Regions from separate parts of the Homo sapiens genome. Here all the other regions are linked to region 2. Evidence: read pairs that join two places in POLR2A ChIA-PET (ENCODE). Cell type or tissue: GM12878. All regions are shown on one strand. Links, peaks and the distances in the headings refer to the core of each region. The heading gives the core; the rest is flanking DNA.

Region 1 (6,887 bases), core at 1,371-5,370, 91 kb after region 2:
CTAAAAATAGAAAAATTAGCTAGGTGTGATGGCACGCCTGTAATCCCAGCTACGCAGGAGGCTGAAGCAGGAGAATCGCTTGAACCCGGGAGGCGGACATTGCAGTGAGCTGAGATAGCACCAGTGCACTCCAGCCTGGGCGACAGGGCAAGACTCCATCTCAAAAGAAAAGCGGCCCAAGTTTGAATTGGGAAAATTCATTGAGCTTCATGGTCAAGGCAGTAGTTCTGGAAAAGCTCCTGGGGACAAGACAGGTGCTAAAGTTGAATGAGCTGATAGATATGAACCACCAATTCAAGTATCTGTTTAAAATTCAGACTTTTAATAGTGACAAAAAGTCCTATTTGTAAACAAACAAACAAACAAACAAAAACCAGTTACTTGGCCTGGCACGGTGGCTCACGCCTGTAATCCCAGCACTTTGGGAGGCCAAGGCAGGCAGATCACCTGAGGTCAGGAGTTCAAGACCAGCTTGGCCAAGATGGTGAAACCTCGTCTCTACTAAAAATACAAAAATTAGCCAGGCGTGGTGGCAAGCGTCTGTAGTCCCAGCTACTCAGGAGGCTGAGACAGGAGAATGCTTGAACCTGGGAGGCGGAGGTTGCAGTGAGCCAAGATAGTGCCACTGCCCTCCAGCCTGGGCAACAGAGTGAGACTCCGTCTAAAACAAAACAAAACAAAAAACAGTTACTTGATATTAGTAAAATGCAATGAAGACCCTTACTGCTACTTACAGGTGAATGATCAAAGGTCATTCCTGAGATGTGAGTCTAACAAATGGGAGGGTTTTGGCCACCATAATGGAAACAGGGCTGTCCGTGAAGAGTGGGTCCAGGGTGTAGGAAGCTGACTAGCTCCAGAAAGGTGAGCTTGGGGGTTGGTGGGAGCATCGAAGGGGAAGGACAGAGCAGGCCAGTTGCTCCTGTGTGGTGGAGGTCAGAGGTCAGGTTGAGGGATCTGAGCTCCAGAGCTATCTCCAGGGGTTGGGTGAGGGGAAGTGAGTTAGCATACAGTGTTCAAGCAGGCTGTTTGGGAAAGGATTCAACCACACAGATCCAACCAAACCTTGAGGGTCACCTATACTTGAGCGAGAGCAAAGCTCCTTAAGGAAGCAAAGAAGTCTTGAGAGAGAGGAGGCAGGGCAGCATAGAGTCCTGGAGACCAAAGAGGAGAAAATGTCATAAATGGGGTGGGGACACTGTGACCAGACAACCCGGTGAGGTCAGAGGGAAGGGAAACAGGAAAAGACTGCATGGAATGTGTGCGCAGGAGATCCCTGTGACCTCTGAGGTAACAATTAACCCCAGGTCAGCCCATTTGTGCAAGGCTACAGAGTGAATGACAAGGAAGGAATGCACCCGATTCCAATCACTGCTTATGATGGCCAGTGATTAAAGATGGGAGGAAATCCCACAGTGGCTCAAGGGAACAGGAACAAGTTTTCAGAATGGTCAGACTTTGCCCCCCTTGTGGCATTGGGCAAAACACTTAAGTGGGTCACCTCACTGAGGCCTTTCCCTTCCACATGGAGTTTCCTGGCTTTGCTGGCCATGGTGGTGTAATCCAGCACTGCCTGGACAGAGCTTTACACCAACAGGTATCAGAGTCAATTCCAAAGTTCACTCAGTGACCAGCTTGTGAAAAGAGCAAATAAACCATGGGTGTTTTATCTCAAATGCCATTATCTCTGCAAAAATGACCTCTGGAATAGCACATAGAACATCCTCTATGCATTTTAGAAAGTGAGTGCATTGGATATAAAGACACTGCAATGGCCAGGCACAGTGGCTGACACCTGTAATCCCACCACTTTAGGAGGCCGAGGTGGGTAGATCACCTGAGGTCAGGAGTTCGAGACCAGCCTGGCCAATATGGTGAAACCCCTGTCTCTACAAAAATACAAAAAATTAGCTGGGCATGATGGCGGGTGTCCTTAATCTCAGCTACTCAGGAGGCTGAGATGGGAGAATTGCTCGAAACCGGGAGGCAGAGGTTGCAGTGAGCCAAGATCGTGCCATTGCATTCCAGCCTGGGCGACACAGCAAGACTCCATCTCAAAAAAAAAAAAAAGATACTGCAAGAAGACGAACAACTCATCCATACATTTGAAAATATTGAAGCCCAGACACATACAGCCTTCACAAAAAATGAAGAGGAAAAAAAGCCAAGTAGAGTCAAGATGAAACATATGCATGGGAGAAAAGAAGTAATTTTCCTTTACTCATCTTAGGGTCTCCAGCTGAGTCCCTGTAAACTAGTCTGGCAAAAGACAGATTAGCATGAGTAAAGCAAACAGAAGTTCACTAACTTGTGCATCTTGCATGTATACGTGGAAACACCCATATGAGTAACCCCAAGGGCTGGTTAGAACTGGGACTGATATAACATCTCAGACTAAACAGAAGAAAAGGAGTTTTGGGTTTCTGGGAATGGGGAGGCAAGTAGTGGGGAGATGACCAGAGAAAGTATAGTAAACAATGCTTGTTTAGTAAGATTTGTTCTGCAGATTTGAGTCAGTGCCTTTCCAATGGACAAGATTTGTTAAGAGTCTTCCTCTGGCTGGGTGCGGTGGCTGACGCCTGTAATCCCAGCACTTTGGGAGGCTGAGGCGGGCAGATCACGAGGTCAGGAGATCGAGACCATCCTGGCTAACACAGTGAAACCCCGTCTCTACTAAAATACAAAAAATTAGCCGGGTGTGGTGGCGGGCGCCTGTAGTCCCAGCTACTCGGGAGCCTGAGACAGAAAAATGGCGTGAACCTGGGAGGTGGAGCTTGCAGTGAGCCGAGATCGCGCCACTGCACTCCAGCCTGGGTGACAGAGCAAGGCTCTGTCTCAAAAAAAAGAAAAGCAGCAGCTCCCAAGAAGAGGAACAGACTCAGTCAGTTTCCAAAGGTCACTCTTTCATGCCGGGTGCAGTGGCTCACGCCTGTAATCCTAGCATTTTGGGAGGCTGACACAGGCAGATCACCTGAGGTCAGGAGTTCGATACCAGCCTGGCCAACATGGTGAAACCCTGTCTCTACTAAAAATACAAAAATCAGCTGGGCGTCGTGGCACGCACCTGTCGTCCCAGCTACTCGGGAGGCTGGGGCAGGAAAATCGCTTGAACCTGGGAGGCAGAGGTTGCAGTGAGCCTAGATCATGCCATTGCAGTCCAGCCTGGGCAACAAGAGCAAAACTCCATCTCAAAAAAAATAATAATATTTGTAAGCCAGGCCCAGTGGCTCAAGCCTGTAATCCCAACACTTTGGGGAGGCCATAGCAGGCAGATAGGTTGAGCCCAGGAGTTTAAGACCAGTCTGGGCAACATGGCAAAACCCTGTCTCTATTAAAAAAAGAAAGAAAGAAAGAAAAAAAAAGCAGTTGTGACTAGATAGCCTTTTCTCAAAGGTGGTTGCCCAGCCTCCTGAGTAGCTGGGACTATAGGTGCTTGGCACCATGATGGCTATTTTTATTTTATTTTATTTTTATTATTATTATTGAAATGGAGTCTTGCTCTGTCGCCCAGGCTGGAGTGCTGTGGCGCAGTCTCGGCTCACTGCAACCTCCACCTCCAGGGTTCAAGTGATTCTCCTGCCTCAGCCTCCGGAGTAGGTGGGATTACAGGCGCCTGCCACCGCACCCGGCTACTTTTTCTATTTTTAGTAGAGATGGGGTTTCACCATGTTGGCCTCGGCCTCCCAAAGTGCTGAGATTACAGGCATGAGCCACTGCGCCCAGCCTTATTATTATATTATAATTATATAAATATTATATTTTAATTATATTAATGTTATATTAATATTACATTGTATTTATATATAATATAAATATTATATTTAACAATATAAAATATACATTAGGTATTTTATTATTTTATTATAAAATAAAAAATAGCCGGCATGGTGGCAGGCACCTGTAGTCCCAGCTACTCAGGAGCCTGAGGCAAGAGGATTGCTTGAGCCCAAAAGTTGGAGGCTGCAATGAGCTACAAGCACATGTCACTGCACTGCAGCATGGGTGAGAGTGAGACCTGTCTGTAACAACAAAAAAAAGTTTTATAGCTCCCCTCTATATGAGACGGGGGTTTGTGGACTGGAGTTTTGTTAATTTATTTACCTACCCTTTATTTTAACATATATAAAAGTGCTTAGAACAGTGAATGCCTAGTGCATGTAAATACTATCAACTCTTATTATTATTCCCCTCTTCTACCTAGTAGAATTCTTTTAGTTTCGCCCTTGGCAATCGCGTTCCCAAACAGTATCCCTCAATTGCTGTTCCAACTGAGGCACTCAGAAGGATAGCTTGTTTTTGTGTTTTGGGTGGAAGTGGGGAGAGGGGAGAAGCCTTTGGTCTGATACAGGAAATCCCACCTGAATGCTGCCATCTAATGGTCACATTAAAAAATTAGATGCGCCCTAACAAACTAATCTAGTGTTTTCCCTCAGCAAAGAGCATTTTTTTTTAATACTTGAAGACTGTATTTTACTACCAATTTAATTTTTCTTTCTTCAGCAAAATCTGTTCATGAACCAAGTTCTCATGGAACTTAAGATTTTGTTTGATTCTTTCCAGGACCAGAAATTCCAAAATTATGCGGGAAAAATGGAAAAAAAAAATAACACTGCATGACAATGGACACTAAGTTCATAAAGAACTTCTTTTTAAAATGAGATATTATGAAAGAAATACCATGAAAAGAATAATCCTATGAGAACTGTTTTTAAGGACAGTAAATTTGAGCCTTGGGTCTTCATGATGGTACCACAGTTTATATAGAAAACTATGAATATACAAGACTCCAGGGGAAAAAAAGTCGGAATACATAATATTTAACATTGTGTATGACTAAAAATCTTTTGAGGGGAGCGGGAAAAGGACAGCCAACTGAATCTTTAAGAATACAGAAACTATGAAAAATTCCTGGGTCAAAGGGTGCTCCAAGTGGAACCACACTTTGTGGGGGGAAAAAACCCACAAGAAACTTCAGGTATTTTTTTTAAAGAAAAGAAAACAGTACTGAATAATTGCAGTCCCTTCCAAAAAGGAAATCTTAAGTTAAGGGGAAAAGATTTGAATAGCGTAAACGAGTCTGGCTCAGAAAGAAAACTGAACAACATATCCAAGATCTGTCCATAAAAGTAATGCCAGTCATCTTTATTTTTATTTATTTATTTATTTATTTATTTTGAGACGGAGTCTCGCTCTGTCACCCAGGCTGGAGTGCAGTAGCGCGATCTCAGCTCACTGCAAGCTCCGCCTCCCGTGTTCACGCCATTCTCCTGCCTCAGCCTCCCGAGTAGCTGGGACTACAGGTGCCTGCCAATGTGCCCGGCTAATTTTTTGTATTTTTAGTAGAGACGGGGTTTCACGGTGGTCTCGATCTCTTGACCTTGTGATCCGCCCGCCTCGGCCTCCCAAAGTGCTGGGATTACAGGCGTGAGCCACCGCGCCCGGCTGGTACATCTTTAATATTAAAGAAATGCACTATAAAAAAGTTCAGTCTCAGAATTGGTTTTTAAAAGCTCATTTGTGCTCCCTTGTATGTGCATAGTAAAGTTCCATGGGTTTGTTCACTTTCTAGTATTTCTCACTGACCAATTCCAAAGAAAAAGAGCAATTTAATACAGTGAACTGGCCACTGGCTGTTGCTATATAAGTGGTATACTGCTTCTCACTGGCTGTATCAAGGCTCATCTGGTTTGATTCACCTTTGCTTCGAAGTTCTTCTAAAGCTAACCTCACAGCCAGATACTTGGATAAGTAATCAACAGTGGTGTTACCAGAAGTCTTTATGTATCTTGTCTGTGCACTGTCATCTTTTTCCATAAGTGTGGGATGAGGCCTGAATATAATTCGATTTCACTAGCGCCATCCATTACTGGATCAATTTCCATTGCTGCATTGTTATTATCAAGCTCAAGCCCAGAATCATCAGTTGTTTTGGTTCATTTGTTACTAGGGCCTGCTTCATGATTGCTATGTGTGGAGGCATTACTACCGTGTGAACTGTCACCGTTATCTTCTGCTCCACTACCATTTTCAATCTATTGTTTCTTGCCTCGCTGCAGTTATCTTCAGTCCTTCTTCAATGCTGTGACTGAGTGCTTGCTGATTATTGTGCTTGCTGATCCTGACTAATACTCTCTCTTGATGAGCTTCATATTCATCACGACTTGGATAAATTTTGCTGATGAGTGCATCAAACTTTGGGTCTGGCCTTGGTGATCTTTTGGAAACTAGTTTTTTCCAACAGGTAAGACATTCTTTGTTGCCACTTCTAAGGGCTATGATGTTGCAGTCTGCACAGAAACGATGTAAAGACTCCTTTGTAGTCATGGTGTTCTTCAACATATCCAAACAAATTGGGCACATTAAATCACTGTGCAGACTTCGAGGTGAAACCACAATTTCTAAGCCATCTGTTATTGCCTTCTGTAAGAGAGTCACTGAGGTGTTCATTGTAACTCATATAAACTGAGTTCCCATGTTTTGCTTAATGGTTGAGTTCCTTTTGTCTGCACAGCCTGAGACATTGAGGCTCCCACCCCAGCCAGGGGCTCACTGGCCATGCAGGAGCGAGACTCGGGTAATCGGCTGCCGCGGCAGCTGGCACCGCCTTACAATATAGCGAGCCGCAAAGAGCATTTTAACACAAGCCTCCAGGGTTCCCGGACACCCCACTCTGTCCCCACGGATACCAAAATCTGCGCGTATCCGCGCATGTTCAAGTCCCTAATATATTCTGGTGCATATACTATGGTGTCAAATTTGTATGTAACCTATGTACATCCTTCCAAATATTCTAAATCTCTAGGTTATTTATAATACCTTAATACAATGTAAGTGCTATTTAAATGGTTGTTATACTGTGTTTTTTATTTGTATAATTTTTATTGTTG
Region 2 (6,887 bases), core at 1,528-5,527:
TTAGACATCCATAGGCACAATCTAAGTCTCACAGCTTATATAAAAATCACCTGTAAATGGATCATGGACTTAAATGTAAAACATAAAACTATGAAATTTCTGGGAAAAACAAAAAACAGAATAAAAATTGTTGGGATCTAGGGTAGATTTGAAACCCAAAGCACAATTCATAAAAGAAAAAAATTGATAAATTGAACTCCATCATAATTAAAAACTTTTTGCTCCCATTAGGGTTACAAGGACAAGCTACAGAACGGGAGAAAGTATCTGCAAACTACCATAGCCAACGAGCAGTAAGTACAAATGCAATTCAGAAAATGATGCTGGGAAAATGACATGTGGACATGCTGTCAATGTGCTTAAAAGTACGAAGGAGGGTTACATTAGGATGTTGAAAATCAACTGGGTTTTCATTGGTGCTGAGTTTAGAGGTGTGTGTGGGAATGCAGAGCCTTTCAGTGGCTTTATTATCTGGGGGAATTCCCTCTTTTGTGTGAGTCTATGGGAGAGACACGGTCCTACACTCCCCTATGAAAGCAAAAAGGATTAGACATTCCCAGTCACTAAACACTAATAAGACATGGAGGTGTGAAACATCCTGTGCAATACTCCAGCCAGGACATTATGAATCTGGATGGACAGACCAAAGGAATGGGACAGTTCCATATTTCCCACAGTGAAGATGGTGACTCTTCGCATGGTGAGACTCCATTTTCTTCTCTGCTGCCAGCCTTTCTTGGGTCTTACTCACTGCTGAAGTCTAATTCTCCAGCTTTTCCATCAACTCTGTGAACTGCCCAATAACTTCCCTGTAAATTATTTTTCTGCTGAAGTTAATGCAAGCCATTTTCTGTTGTTTGCAAACAGGAGCCCTTAGGTGGCACATACTGTTAAATGTTTCCTACAACAAGATCATGTTAAAGTCACTCATTCCCAGGCAGATCTCACAAACAGGTATTTCCTGCAGCCACCCGGGAGTTTCTCTCACCTCTAATATCAAAGTTGTTTTTTATTTGCTGCCCTTTTCAAAGCTGTCTGGCTCCAAGCAAATTATTCCTCTGGATCCCATCTGTCACGTGGACATAATGCTATCTATTTCACAGGTGAACTTAAAATTTTTATGATAGAATACATTTATGTGGGCCAGGCATGGTGGCTCACGCCTGTAATCCCAGCTACTAGGGAGGCTGAGACACAAGAATCGCTGTAATCCCAGCACTTTGGGAGGCTGAGGCAGGTGGAGGCAGGTGGATCACCTGAGGTCAGGAGTTCAAGATCAGCCTGGCCAACATGGAGAAACCCTGTCTCTAATAAAAATACAAAAATTAGCCAGGTGTGGTGGCACACACCTGTAATCCCAGCTACTTGGGAAGCTGAGACACAAGAATCGCTTGAGCCCGGCAGGCAGACGTTGCAGTGAGCTGAGATCGTGCCACTGTACTCCAGCCTGGGCAACAGAGCAAGACTCTATCTTAAAAAATAAATAAATAAAAGAATACATTTATGTGATTTTTTAAAAAAAAATCCATCATCAGTGCAGAAGGGTTATAAAGCAAAAGAAGAAGAAAAAAGCGACCCCCATCCATCCTACCCAGTGTCACCCCCCAGAAGGAAATACTTCACAGTTGCTTGTGATACGTAAGGGTTTGGTGTTGGACATCTTTGATGTCAGACTCCCCTCATCCAAACTCTCCTTTACGTTGAGAAACAAAAACGATGCAAGTGAAACATCAGCTAAGAAACCGATACGGTAAAAATGATGGCAGTAAAGTGATCCTAACAACCACTGTCGAAATGACCCACTTCAGTTCATGGCACCTTCAGAGGACCACTCTCAAGAAAATAAGGGAAAAATGGGTGCAGATTCCTATCTACCAGGTGGAAAAAACAGGTGACTAACAATTTAACAGTACAAATACCTTGCAAACGGTATGATTTTAACCAGTGAAACTCCATGTACTGCATGTCTCAAGTACCCTAACGTTAGCCAGGTCTCTATCTCTATGGATTTAAAATCAAAACCCCTCAACACAACACTCTGTAATGTTCTTACCAATCTGTATCAATTTGACATAAGTTTAGTTCCATAATTAACCTTTGCTATCTAGTCAAAAAACGTAGATAAATCAGCTGGTATCAGAAGAGCGCCTCAGAGCAGTGGTTCTCACGCTCAGTCTAGTTCCCAGACAATAGAAAGCATCAACATCACCTGGGAACTTGTTAGAAATGCAAATTCAGGCCAGAACTTCGGGAGGCAGATCACCTGAGGTCAGGAGTTCAAGACCAGCCTGGCCAACACAGTGAAACCCCATCTCTACTAAAAATCAAAAATTAGCTGGGCGTGGTGGCGGGTGCCTGTAATTCCAGCTACTTGGGAGGCCGAGACAGAAGGATGGCTTGAACCTGGGAGGTGGAGGTTGCAGTGAGCTGAGATTATGCCACTGCACTCCAGCCTGGGCGACACAGCAAGACTCCGTCTCAAAAAAAAAAACAAAGAAAAGAAAAAAAAAGAAAAGAAATGCAAATTCATAGGCTCCACTCCACGAATACTGAATCAGAAATTCTGGGGTGCAGTCCAATGTTAGAACCACTGCCCTAAAGTCTAACAAACTTCAAAAATCAAAATATACTCTTGAGAGTTAAGGAAATTGGGAAAGAGGAGTTCCTTCTCACTGCTTTACATTTCCCGAAAGACGGCTCTCCTCATCCCTCACCCTGCTTTTTTCCTGGCATTCTGACTGTTTCTTTGGGAAATCAGAGAGGGCTTACAGGTCTCTCATATTTGGCCCCCAGAGTACTCTGTTTCTGAAGCTGCACTAGGCTCGGTGGAAAACTTACCAGAAATGATCAGTGATGTCAACCATGAGCTCAGGAAGGGAGGGGAGGGAGACGGCAAATAGTGGGCTTTTGACCCTCCCTGCACTAAATTATTTGTGATATGCATATGATAGCCACATCCATCTTGCTAAACCTTTCTCTTTGGTGTTCCTCCAGGCCAAATTGCTCTCCAACCCAGTGATGCACATTAGAATTAGAGAGTTTTTTGCTTAAAAACTCTCCCACTTCTTAGCCAGGTGTGGTGGCGGGCACCTGTAGCATCGGTTAACTACTTGGGAGGCTGAGGCAGGAAAATCGCTTGAATTCGGGAGTCAGAGATTGCAGTGAGCTGAGATCATGCCACTGCACTCCAGCCTGGGCGACAGAGTGAGACTCCATCTCAAAAGAAGCAAAAAAAAAAAAAACAAACCCCAAAACTCTCCCATATGGGCTCCATCCCCAGCGAAGATTCTGATGTAACTGGTTTGTGCAGTAGGTAGGGCATCTGTGTTCTTCAAAAGTCTCCCCAGGTAATTCTAACATGCAGCCAGGTCCAAGAACCTCTGGTAAACCTAGTGGTTTTCACAGGCTGGTGGCCAAACGAGCTGCCTCAGCATCACCTGGGGATTTGTTAAAAATGCAAATTCTGGGGCCCTACTCCAGACTTACTGAATCAGAAACTCTGTAGGGTGAGGCTCAGTAATTGCACAAGCCCTCCAGGTGATTCTCATGCACAATTAATTCTGACAGCCATTGAGAGCCCTGTTCACACCACAATTTAAGAATCTTCCCATGAAGGAGATTCTGGGAAAAGCAATGGCCACCTCCGTCTACATTAACAATCACAGTTTGCAGTTTTTAAGGACAAAAACAACTTCCTCAATTTTTTAAGCCAAGTGAGCTAATAATAATTCCAACTTGTCTTTCACTTTACATATCCATGGGAGGTGTTAATTACTCTTTCTGTCTGCCTTAAACATCACATCATAATTCTAAACTAGCAATTCCTAGAATGTACTTATGAGCTGCTGAATGATTTGAAGAGTGGCAAAGTGTTATGGAGAAAAAGCTGAAGCAAGCCCCGCTGGGCTCAGTGGGAAATGAAAAGGTAATTAAATATTATTTGGCTGTTTTCTACACCAAGCTGGAAACCCTCCCCGGGGTTTATGGGTAGAACAAATAAATAGGAGAAAATAGGGATAAGCTTCTTGACATTTTTTCTTTCAGGCCCTTCAAACACCCTTGGGATCAAAATGTCCTAAGGAACTAGGCAGACCAGTGAAGGCTTGGCTACATCAAGCAAAGTTATCTTGACAAAATTTATGGTTATTGTCTTAATCCATCCAGGTGCTATAACAAAATGCCAAAAACTGGGTGGCTTATAAACAACAGAAAGCTATTTCCCATTGTTCTAGAGGCTGAGATGTCCAAGATCCTAGAAGCCAGCAGACTTAGTGTCTAGTGAGGGCGCACTTCCTGGTTCATAGATAGCTGTGGTCTTGCTGTGTCCTCACATGGTGGAAGGGGTAAAGAGCTCTCTGGGGTCTTTCTTAAAATAATGGCACTAATCCCATTCAGGATTGTACAACCCTCATGACCTAATTACCTGCCAAAGCTCCCACCTCCTAATGCCGTCACCTTGGAGTTATAATTTATTTTTTTCTTCTTCTTATTTTTTTTGAGATGGGGTTTCACTCTTGTCGCCCAGGCTGGGGTGCAGTGGTGCGATCTTGGCTCACTGCAACCTCTGCCTCCCAGGTTCAAGCAATTGTCCTGCCTCAGCCTCCCGAGTAGCTGGGATTACAGGCCCCTGCCACCACACCTGGCTAATTTTTGTATTTGCAGCAGAGATGGAGTTTCACTACGTTGGCCAGGCTGGTCTCAAACTCCTGATCTCAGGTGATCCGCCTGCCTCGGCCTCCCAAAGTGCTGGGATTACAGGCGTGAACCACCGCGTCTGGCCTGGAGTTAGGATTTCAACAGGTGAATTTTGAAGGAATGCAAACATTCAATCTATAGCACTTATAAAACCTTTTTATGATCCATATTGACTGTCTATTCCTGAATTAAATCTCATTCACTTTTCTGTTGCTAGAGAAACCTACAACATGACTTGGTAGGAAGCCACATAACAGAGCCTTAAAAACCTCACATTTTCTAGATCCTAACCTTTCCCTTGAGCTGATGAATTCTCTCTTAGAAAGAAAATTCACCAAAGAGAAAGGTCCCTGCTGCAGCATATATGTGGGCAGGGAATGACTGCAGAAAGAACAAAAGCCTTCTGTGCGCATAACACAGAAATGCCCTGGATGAGAAGACAGCGCGGAAAGGCACAGCAGCAAGGATGAGGCAGAGCCAGCAGCGCCACACGCAGAGAAATCCAGATGCAGGCCTGAAAGTTACATTTCATTCTGCTACTTGGTCATTTGAGAACCAGAGAGTTGTATTCTGAGTCCACTTGATGTTAAATATTATCCTATTCTGCAGAGTTTGAACTGGGTGCCCTGGGAGACTACCTCACTGTATTTATTAGGATAGAGGTGCCGCTAGGGCAGATGGAGGTGGTTATGTTTTGCCTCCAGCCCCAGGGCAAGCTTCAAAGCCAACCTTATCCCATATCCATCAGCTGATGGAGGAACCCTCTGAGATCAGGAGAACCAGGTGCAAATGAGCCTATAACCAACTTACTATGCATTTAGTTGTTTCACAATACGCATGTTCTCCACCATAAAAATATCTTTTTTGAATTGACTAAATAACATATGATCAAGGCTTTAAAAATTTTAAATAATCTAAAAACATAAGGACAAAAAGTAAAATCACCTGATATTCTACCACCTAGAGACAACTGTTTGAGTCCCATCCTTTCATACATCTTTCCACCTATGCCCCTGTGCACACACACACACGCAGTTTTACGCAGCTAACATCTGTTGTACTAAATTTTATTTCACTATATTTTATTTTCTTATAATTCCCCTCCTCTCCTGCTCCCCATCTCTACGTTATTGATTTTTTTTTGCTCGAATCCTGATTCTTTCCTTCCTTCTGCTTGCTTTGAGCTTAATGTACTTCTTTCTCTGTTGTTTTAGGGTGGAAGATTAAGTTGGTTTAAGATCTTTCTTCTTTTTTCTTTTTTAAAACAGGGTCAACCAGGCTGGAGTGCAGCGGCACCATCACAGTTCACTGCAGCCTCAACCTCCTGGGCTCAAGCAATCCTCTGGCCTCGGCCTCTCGAGTAGCTGGGACTACAGAAACACGCCACTGTGCCCAGCTACTTTTTTAATTTTTTGTAGAGACTAAGTCTCACTATCTGGTCCAGGCTTCTTTTTTTTTCGAGACAGGATCTTGCTCTGTCACAGGCTGGGGTGCAATGGTGTGAACATGGCTCACTGCAGCCTAGACCTCTGGGTGTAAGTGATCCTCCCACTTCAGCCTCCCAAGCAGCTGGGACCACAGATGCATGCCACCACACCTGGCTAATTTTTTAATTTGTACAAAGAGGGTCCCACTATGTTGCCGAGGCTGGTCTTGAACTCCTGAGCTCAAGTGATCCTCCCACCTCAGACTCCCAAAGTGTTGGGATTACAAGCATGAATCATGGCACCCAGCTCTTTCTTCTTTTTTAATGTAGTTATTTACAGCTATAAACTTTCCTGTTAGCACTGTTTTAGCTACAGCCCGTGATGTTTGATATGCGGTATCTTCATTTTAATTAGTTGGAAAGTACTTCCTCTCTTTTTTTCTTCTCTTAGAAACAGAGTCTCACTCTGTTGTCTAGGCTGGAGTGCAGTGGCGTGATCATGGCTCACTGCAGCCTCAACCTCCTGGACTCAAGTGATCCTCCCACCTCAGCCCCCAAAGTAGCTGGGACCACAGGTGCTTGCCACCATGCTAGGCTAATTTTTTTGGAGAGATGAGGTCTTGCTATGTTGCCCAGGCTAGTCTTGAACTCCTGGGATCAAGTGATCCTCCTGCCTCAGCCTCCCAAAGTACTGCAATTACAAGCATGAGCTACTGCACCTGGCTTCAAAGTACTTTCCAGTTCTCCTTGTGATTCCTCTTTGTTC
Region 3 (6,887 bases), core at 1,274-5,273, 160 kb after region 2:
TTGCATGCTGCCATCCATGTGAGACGTGCCTTGCTCCTCCTTGCCTTCTGCCAAGACTGTGAGGCCTCCTCACCCATGTGGAACTGTAAGTTCATTAAACCTCTTTTTCTTCCCAGTGTCAGGTATGTCTTTATCAGCAGCGTGAAAATGGACTCATACATTAAATTGGTACTAGTAGAGCAGGGCACTGCTGTAGATACCCAAAAATGTGGAAGCTACTTTGGAACTGGGTAACAGGCAGAGATTGGAACAGTTTGGAGGGCTCAGAAGAAGACAGGAAAATGTGGGAAAGTTTGGCACTCCCTAGAGACTTGTTGAATGGCTTTGACCAAAATGCTGATAGTATTATGGACAATAAAGTCCAGGCTGAGGTGGTCTCAGATGGAAACGCGGAACTTGCTGGGAACTGGAGCAAAGGTGACTCTTGTTATGTTTTAGCAAGGAGACTGGCAGCATTTTACCCCTGCCCTAGAGATTTGTGGAACTTTGAATTTGACAGAGATGACTTAGGGTATCTGGTGGAAGAAATTTCCTAGCATGAAAGCATTCGCGTGGTGACTTGGGTGCTGTTAAAGGCATTCAGGTTTATAAAGGAAGCAGAGCATAAAAGACTGGAAAATTGCAACCTGACAATGCAACAGAAAAGAAAATCTCATTTTCTGAGGAGAAACTCAATCCAGATGCAGAAATTTGCATAAGTAATGAGGAGCTGAATGTTAATCCCCAAGACAATGGGGAAAATGTCTTCAGGGAATGTCAGAGGTATTCATGGCAGCCCCTCCCATCACAGGTCCAGAGGCCTAGGAGGAAAAAGTGGTTCTGTGGGCTGGGCCCAGAGTTCCTGTGCTGTGTGCAGTCTAGGGACTTGTTGCCCTGCATCCCAGACACTCCAGCCATGACTAAAAGGGGCCAAGGTACAGCTCAGGCTGTTCCTTCAGAGGGTGGAAGCTCTAAGAGTTGGCAGCGTCCATGTGGTGTTGAGCCTATGGGTGCACAGAAGTCAAGAATTGAGGTTTGGGAACCTCAATTAGGAAGTCAGACTATCTCTGTTGTAGACAATGTGATTCTATACCTAAAAAACCCCAAAGGCTCTGTCCCAAAGCTCCTAGATCTGAAAAAGAACTTCAGCAAAGTTTTAGGATACAAAATCAGTATACAGAAATCAGTATCCACCAGGAGCAGTGGCTCACGCCTGTAATCCCAGAACTTTTGGAGGCCTAGTCTGGGGGATCACTTGAGACCAGGAGTTCAAGACCCGCCGGGCCACCATGGCCAAACCCCGTCTCTACAAAAAAATACAAAATTAGCCGGGCATGGGGGCACACACATGTAGTCCCAGATACTTGGGAGGCGGAGGCACAAGTATCGCTTGAACCTGGGAGGGGGAGGTTGCAGTGAGCCAAGATCACACCACTACATTCCAGACTGGGCGACACAGCGAGATTCTGTCTCAAAAAAAAAAAAAAAAAAAAAAAAGTTTTTCAGTCCCACTGGACTAGCCTGGGCAGCATAGCAAGATCTTGTCTCTATTTTCAAAAAACAAACAAATAAATATAATTAAATTGAAACAGAAAATTGACAAACGGGACCTAATTAAAGTAAAGAGCTTCTGCACAGTAAAAGAAACTATCAACAGAATAAAAAGACAACCTACAGACTGGGAAAAAATATTTGCAAACTATGCATCCAACAAAGGTCTAATATCGAGAATCCATAAGGAACTTAAACAAATTAACAAGCCAAAAAACAAACAACCCCATTAAAAAAGTGAGCAAAGGACGGTCAGGTGCAGTGGCTCATGCCTGTAATCTCAGCACTTTGGGAGGCCGAGGCAGATGGATCACCTGAGGTCAGGAATTTAAGACCAGCCTGTCTAACCTGGTGAAACCCCATCTCTACTAAAAAAAATACAAAAATTAGCTGGGCATGGTGGCAGGCACCTGTAATCCCAGTTACTTGGGAGCCTGAGGCAGGAGAATCGCTTGAACCCGAGAGGCAGAGGTTGCAGTGAGCCGGGATCACACCATTGCATTCCAGCCTGGGGGACAAGAGTGAGACTTCATCTCAAAAAAAAAAAAAAAAAAAAAAGTGAGCAAAGGACATGAACAGATAATTTTCAAAAGAAGACATACACTTGGACAACATGAAAAAATGTTCAACATCACTAATCGTTAAAGAAATGCAAACCACAATGAGATACAAACTCACACCAGTCAGAATGACTATTATTAAAAAGTCAAAAAATGACAGATGCTGGGCTGGGCAAGGTGGCTCACACTTGTAATCCCAGCACTTTGGGAGGCCGAAGCAGGTGGATCACCTGAGTTCAGGAGTTCGGAGCCTGGCTAACGTGGCAAAACCCCATCTCTACTAAAAATACCAACAATTTGCTGGGCATGGTGGCAGGTGCCTGTAATTCTAGCTACTCAGGAGGCTGGGGCATGAGAATCACTTGAACCCGGGAGGCAGAGGTTGCAGTGAGGGAGATCACACCATTGCACTCCAGCCTGGGCAACAAGACCAAAACTCCCTCTCAAAAACTAAACTAAACTAAACTAAACTAAACTAAACTAAACTAAACTAAAAAACAGATGCTGGCCGGGCCTGGTGGCTCACACCTGTAATCCCAGCACTTTGGGAGGCCGAGGCAGATGGATCAGCTGAGGTCAGGAGTTTGAGACTGGCCTGACCAACATGGAGAAACCCCGTCTCTACTAAAAATACAAAATTAGAAGGGCATGGTGGCACATGCTGTAATCCCAGCTACTCGGGAGGCTGAGGCAGGAGAATCGCTTGAACCTGGGAGGCGAAGGTTGCAGTTAGCAGAAACCATGCCACTGTACTCCAGCTTGGGCGACAGGTCCTCACTCTGTCCCCCAAGCTGGAGGGCAATGGCAAGATCAGAGGTCACTGGAGTCTCGACCTCCCAAGGCTCAGGTGATCCTCCTGCCTCAGCACCCTGGAGTAGCTGGGACCACAGGTGGGCACCACCACGCCCAGCTAATTTATTCATTTACTTATTTCAAGACAGAGTCTCGCTCTGTCACCAAGGCTGGAGTGCAGTGGCATGATCTTGGTTCAAGCAATTCTCCTGCTTCAGCCTCTTGGGTAGCTAGGATTACAGGGGCATGCCACCACGCCCAACTAATTTTTCTTTTCTTTTCTTTTCATTTTTTTTTTTTGAGAGACAGGGTTTCACCGTGATGGCCAGGCTGGTCTTGAACTCCTGACCTCAGGTGATCCACCAAAGTGCTGGGATTACAGGCATGAGCTATCACGCCTGGCCGCCCAGCTAATTTCTATATTTTTTGTAGAGATGGGGTTTCCCCATGTTTGCCCTGGCTGGTCTCGAAATCCTGGGCTCAATTTATTCTCCCACCTCAGCCTCCCACCTGAGCCTCCCAAAGTGCTGGGATTACGGGCATGAGCCTCCACATCCGGATTTTTTCCTTTGCAGATCTATATGTAGATATTCCTAATTATTATTATTTTGAGACAGAGTCTCACTCTGTCACCTAAATTGGAGTGCAGTGGTGAAATCTCTGCTCACTGCAACCTCTGCCTCCTGGGTTCAAGCGATTCTTGTGCCTCAGCTTCCCGAGTAGCTGGGATTACAGGCGCCCACATCCATGCCCAGCTAATTTTTGTATTTTTAGTAGATATGGGGTTTCACCATGTTGGCCAGGCTGGTCTTGAACTCCTGTCCTCAGGTGACCTGTCCCCCTGCACCTCCCAAAGTGCTGGGATCACAGGTGTGAGCCACCGTGCCTAGCCATTTTTTTCCTAATTAATTTGTGACCCAGAAAATCCTGTTTAAAATCTGCCATCTAGTGTGGGATTTGTAAAATGACAAATCACTGGACACAATCATGTGTTTACACTAAGGCTTCACTCCTGGACACCAGGTTTAAAACTTCTCAGCATCAAATAACATTATCCAGTAAAGTAGCATTAAATGTGGTTACCCATTTGGTTTTACTCACAGTTTTAGATAGCTAGATAGATAGATATGAGTATATTGATATGCAGGGTAGATTTTTTTTTTTTTTTTTGCAAGTTAGAGCTTTTGATCAGCAGGATATGGTAGTATTAGAAACCTTTAAATAGCCCAGTAAGCTGGAAGGAATGTGGCTCACAATTGTAATCCCAGCACTTTGGGAGACCAAGGAGGAAGGATTGCTAGGAGTTCGAGACTGCCCTGGGCAACATAGCATGACCCCCATCTCTAAAATAAATAAAAATGAATAAATAGCAAAGTAAAAGCTATCTCATAATTAATTTTTATTATTTATTTTTATTTATTTATTTTTGAGACGGAGTCTCACTCTGTTGCCAGGCTGGAGTGCAGTGGTGTGATCTTGGCTCACTGAAACTTCTGCCTCGTGGGTTCAAGTGATTCTCCTGCCTCAGTCTCCCAAGCAGCTGGGACTACAGGCGCGCGCCACCACACTCAGCTAATTTTTGTATTTTTAGTAGAGACGGGATTTCACCATTTTGGCCAGGATGGCCTCGATCTCTTGACCTCAGGTGATCTGCCTGCCTTGGCCTCCCAAAGTGCTGGAATTACAGGTGTGCGACACCACACCCAGCCTAATTTTTTGTTTTGTTTTGTTTTGTTTTTTTGAGACAGAGTCTTGCTCTGTTGCCCAGGCTGGAGTGCAGTGATGCAATCTCGTCTCACTGCAAGCTCCGCCTCCCGGGTTCACGCCATTCTCCTGCCTCAGCCTCCCTAGCAGCTGAGACTACAGGCGCCCGTCACCCCACCTGGCTAATTTTTTGTATTTTTAGTAGAGATGGGGTTTCACCGTGTTAGCCAGGATGGTCTTGATCTCCTGACCTTGTGATCCGCCCACCTCGGCCTCCCAAAGTGCTGGGATTACAGGCGTGAGCCACTGCGCCTGGCCTTTCACCCGGCCTAATTTTTATTTATTTATCCTTGAGATGAAGTCTTGCTCTGTTGCCCAGGATCTAGTGCAGTGGCACGATCTTGGCTCACTGCAACCTCCATCTCCTGGGTTCAAGCGATTCTCCTGCCTCAGCCTCCGGAGTAGCTGGGATTACAGGCGCGCGCCACCACATCCAGCAAATTTTTCTATTTTTAGTAGAGATGGGGATTCACTATGTTGGCCTGGCTGGTCTCGAACTCCTGACCCCAAGTGATTCGCCCACCTCAGCCTCCCAAAGTGCTGGGATTACAGGCATGAGCCACTGTATCCAGCCAGTAGTATAATTATTTTCTTTTTTTTTGAGACGGAGTCTCACTCTGTTGTCCAAGTTGGATTGCAGTGGGAGGATCTCGGCTCACCACAAACTCTGCCTCCCAGGTTCAAGTGATTCTGCCTCAGTCTCCTGAGTAGCTGGGACTACAGACGCATGCCACCATGCCTGGCTAATTTTTGTATTTTTAGTAGAGATAGGGTTTCACTATGTTGGCCAGGCTGGTCTCAAACTCCTGACCTCATGATCCGTCTACCTTAATTTTTGTTTTCAACTATGAAATATATTTTTAAAAACTCAGGCCAGGCACAGTGGCTCACACCTGTAATCCCAGCATTTTGGGAGGCTGAGGCGAGTAGATCATGAGGTCAGGAGAATGGGAGCATCCTGGCCAACATGGTGAAAACCCATCTCTACTAAAAATACAAAAATTAGCCAAGGTGGTGGTGCGTGCGTGTAGTCCCAGCTACTCAGGAGGCTGAGGCAGCAGAATCGCTTGAACTAGGGAGGCGGAGGTTGCAGTGGGCAGAGATTGCGACACTGCACTCCAGCCTGGGCAACAGAGCGAGACTCTATCTCAAAAAACAAAAAACAAAAACAAAAACTCAAGAGGAAAAGAATATTCTATTTACCCGGGTACATGCTATTTACTCGGGTATTTAGCCTTTTTATTGTTCTTCATTCATTTCTTATGTTCCTAGCTTCCTTCTGATGTAATTTCTCTTATATCTGAACTTATGGCAATTTATTCAGAGGAGTTTTGTTTGCAACACATTCTCTTAGTTTCCTTGTATCTAAGCATGTCTTTATTTCATCTTTATTCCTGAAGAATATTTTCATTGAATTTTGAGGTGGCAGCTCTTTTTTTTTTTTTTTTTTGTCTTTTGGTGACACTTTTTATTCAGCACTTTTTTTTTTTACTTTTTAAAAATAATAGAGACAGGGTCTAACTATGTTTCCCAGGCTGATTTTGAACTCCTGGTCTCAAGGGATTCACCTGCCTTGGTCTCCCAAAGTGCTGGGATTATCCACGTGAGCCATCATGCCTGGCCTGTTAAGCATTTTAAAATGTTGTTACACACACACACACACACAAATACAGTTTTTTCTTTTTTTTTTCTAATGGCTCAAAAACAATAATAAAATGTTTTTATTTATTTATTAATTTTTTTTTGGAGACGGAGTCTTGCTCTGTCACCCAGGCTGAAGTGCAGTGGAGTGATCTCGGCTCACTGCAACCTCCACCTCCCGGGTTCAAGCGATTTTCCTGCCTCAGCCTCCCTAGTAGCTGGGACTAGAGGTGTGTGCCACCATGCCTGGCTAATTTTTGTATTTTTAGTAGAGATGAGGTTTCACCATGTTAGTCAGGCTGGTCTTTTTAGTAGAGATGGGGTTTCACCAAGTTAGTCAGGCTGGTCTCGAACTCCTGACCTCGTCATCCGCCCGCCTTGGCCCCCCAGAGTGCTGGAATGCAGTGGGCAATACATTATCTTTCCCTGGCTATTTTCAAGATTTTCTTTGTCTATATTTTCAAAGTTTGATTGCAATCTATCTCAATTTGGATTCATTTGGATCTGTCTTTTTTATTCATTTATTTATTTTATTATCAAGCAGCCCCCTGAAACAGAGTTAGTTCAGAGAGACTCTCTGGGTTTTTTCTGTTAAGGTTC

Evidence for each region. ChIA-PET counts read pairs that join two places held together with the same protein. Peaks named below come from ENCODE experiments on the same cell type or tissue, not always from the same donor. Only the 100,000 strongest peaks of a DNase experiment are listed, where the experiment ranks them.
Region 1: POLR2A ChIA-PET joins it to region 2 with 7 read pairs; 4 of 35 experiments call an interaction of 5 or more read pairs at or near these places.
Region 3: POLR2A ChIA-PET joins it to region 2 with 7 read pairs; 4 of 35 experiments call an interaction of 5 or more read pairs at or near these places.

The regions. Positions count from the first base shown.
Region 1 is chr9:6,663,488-6,670,374 of GRCh38, forward strand. It overlaps the pseudogene RPS3AP54 and the pseudogene RNF2P1. Among named protein-coding and RNA genes, the nearest start is that of GLDC, 21 kb to the left of the region's middle. RefSeq lists an enhancer at 1,543-1,687 and a cis regulatory region at 1,609-1,622. In GM12878, for the core only: a CTCF peak has its summit at 4,366 (motif pointing left); no DNase peak of the experiment used is centred there.
Region 2 is chr9:6,571,987-6,578,873 of GRCh38, forward strand. The region is part of intron 15 of GLDC (glycine decarboxylase); the gene reads right to left. Among named protein-coding and RNA genes, the nearest start is that of GLDC, 70 kb to the right of the region's middle. In GM12878, for the core only: no CTCF peak of the experiment used is centred there; a DNase peak (open chromatin) is centred at 3,415; H3K27ac peaks cover 453 bases.
Region 3 is chr9:6,735,599-6,742,485 of GRCh38, forward strand. It overlaps a transcript of KDM4C not described here. Among named protein-coding and RNA genes, the nearest start is that of KDM4C, 19 kb to the right of the region's middle. In GM12878, for the core only: a CTCF peak has its summit at 3,835 (motif pointing left); no DNase peak of the experiment used is centred there.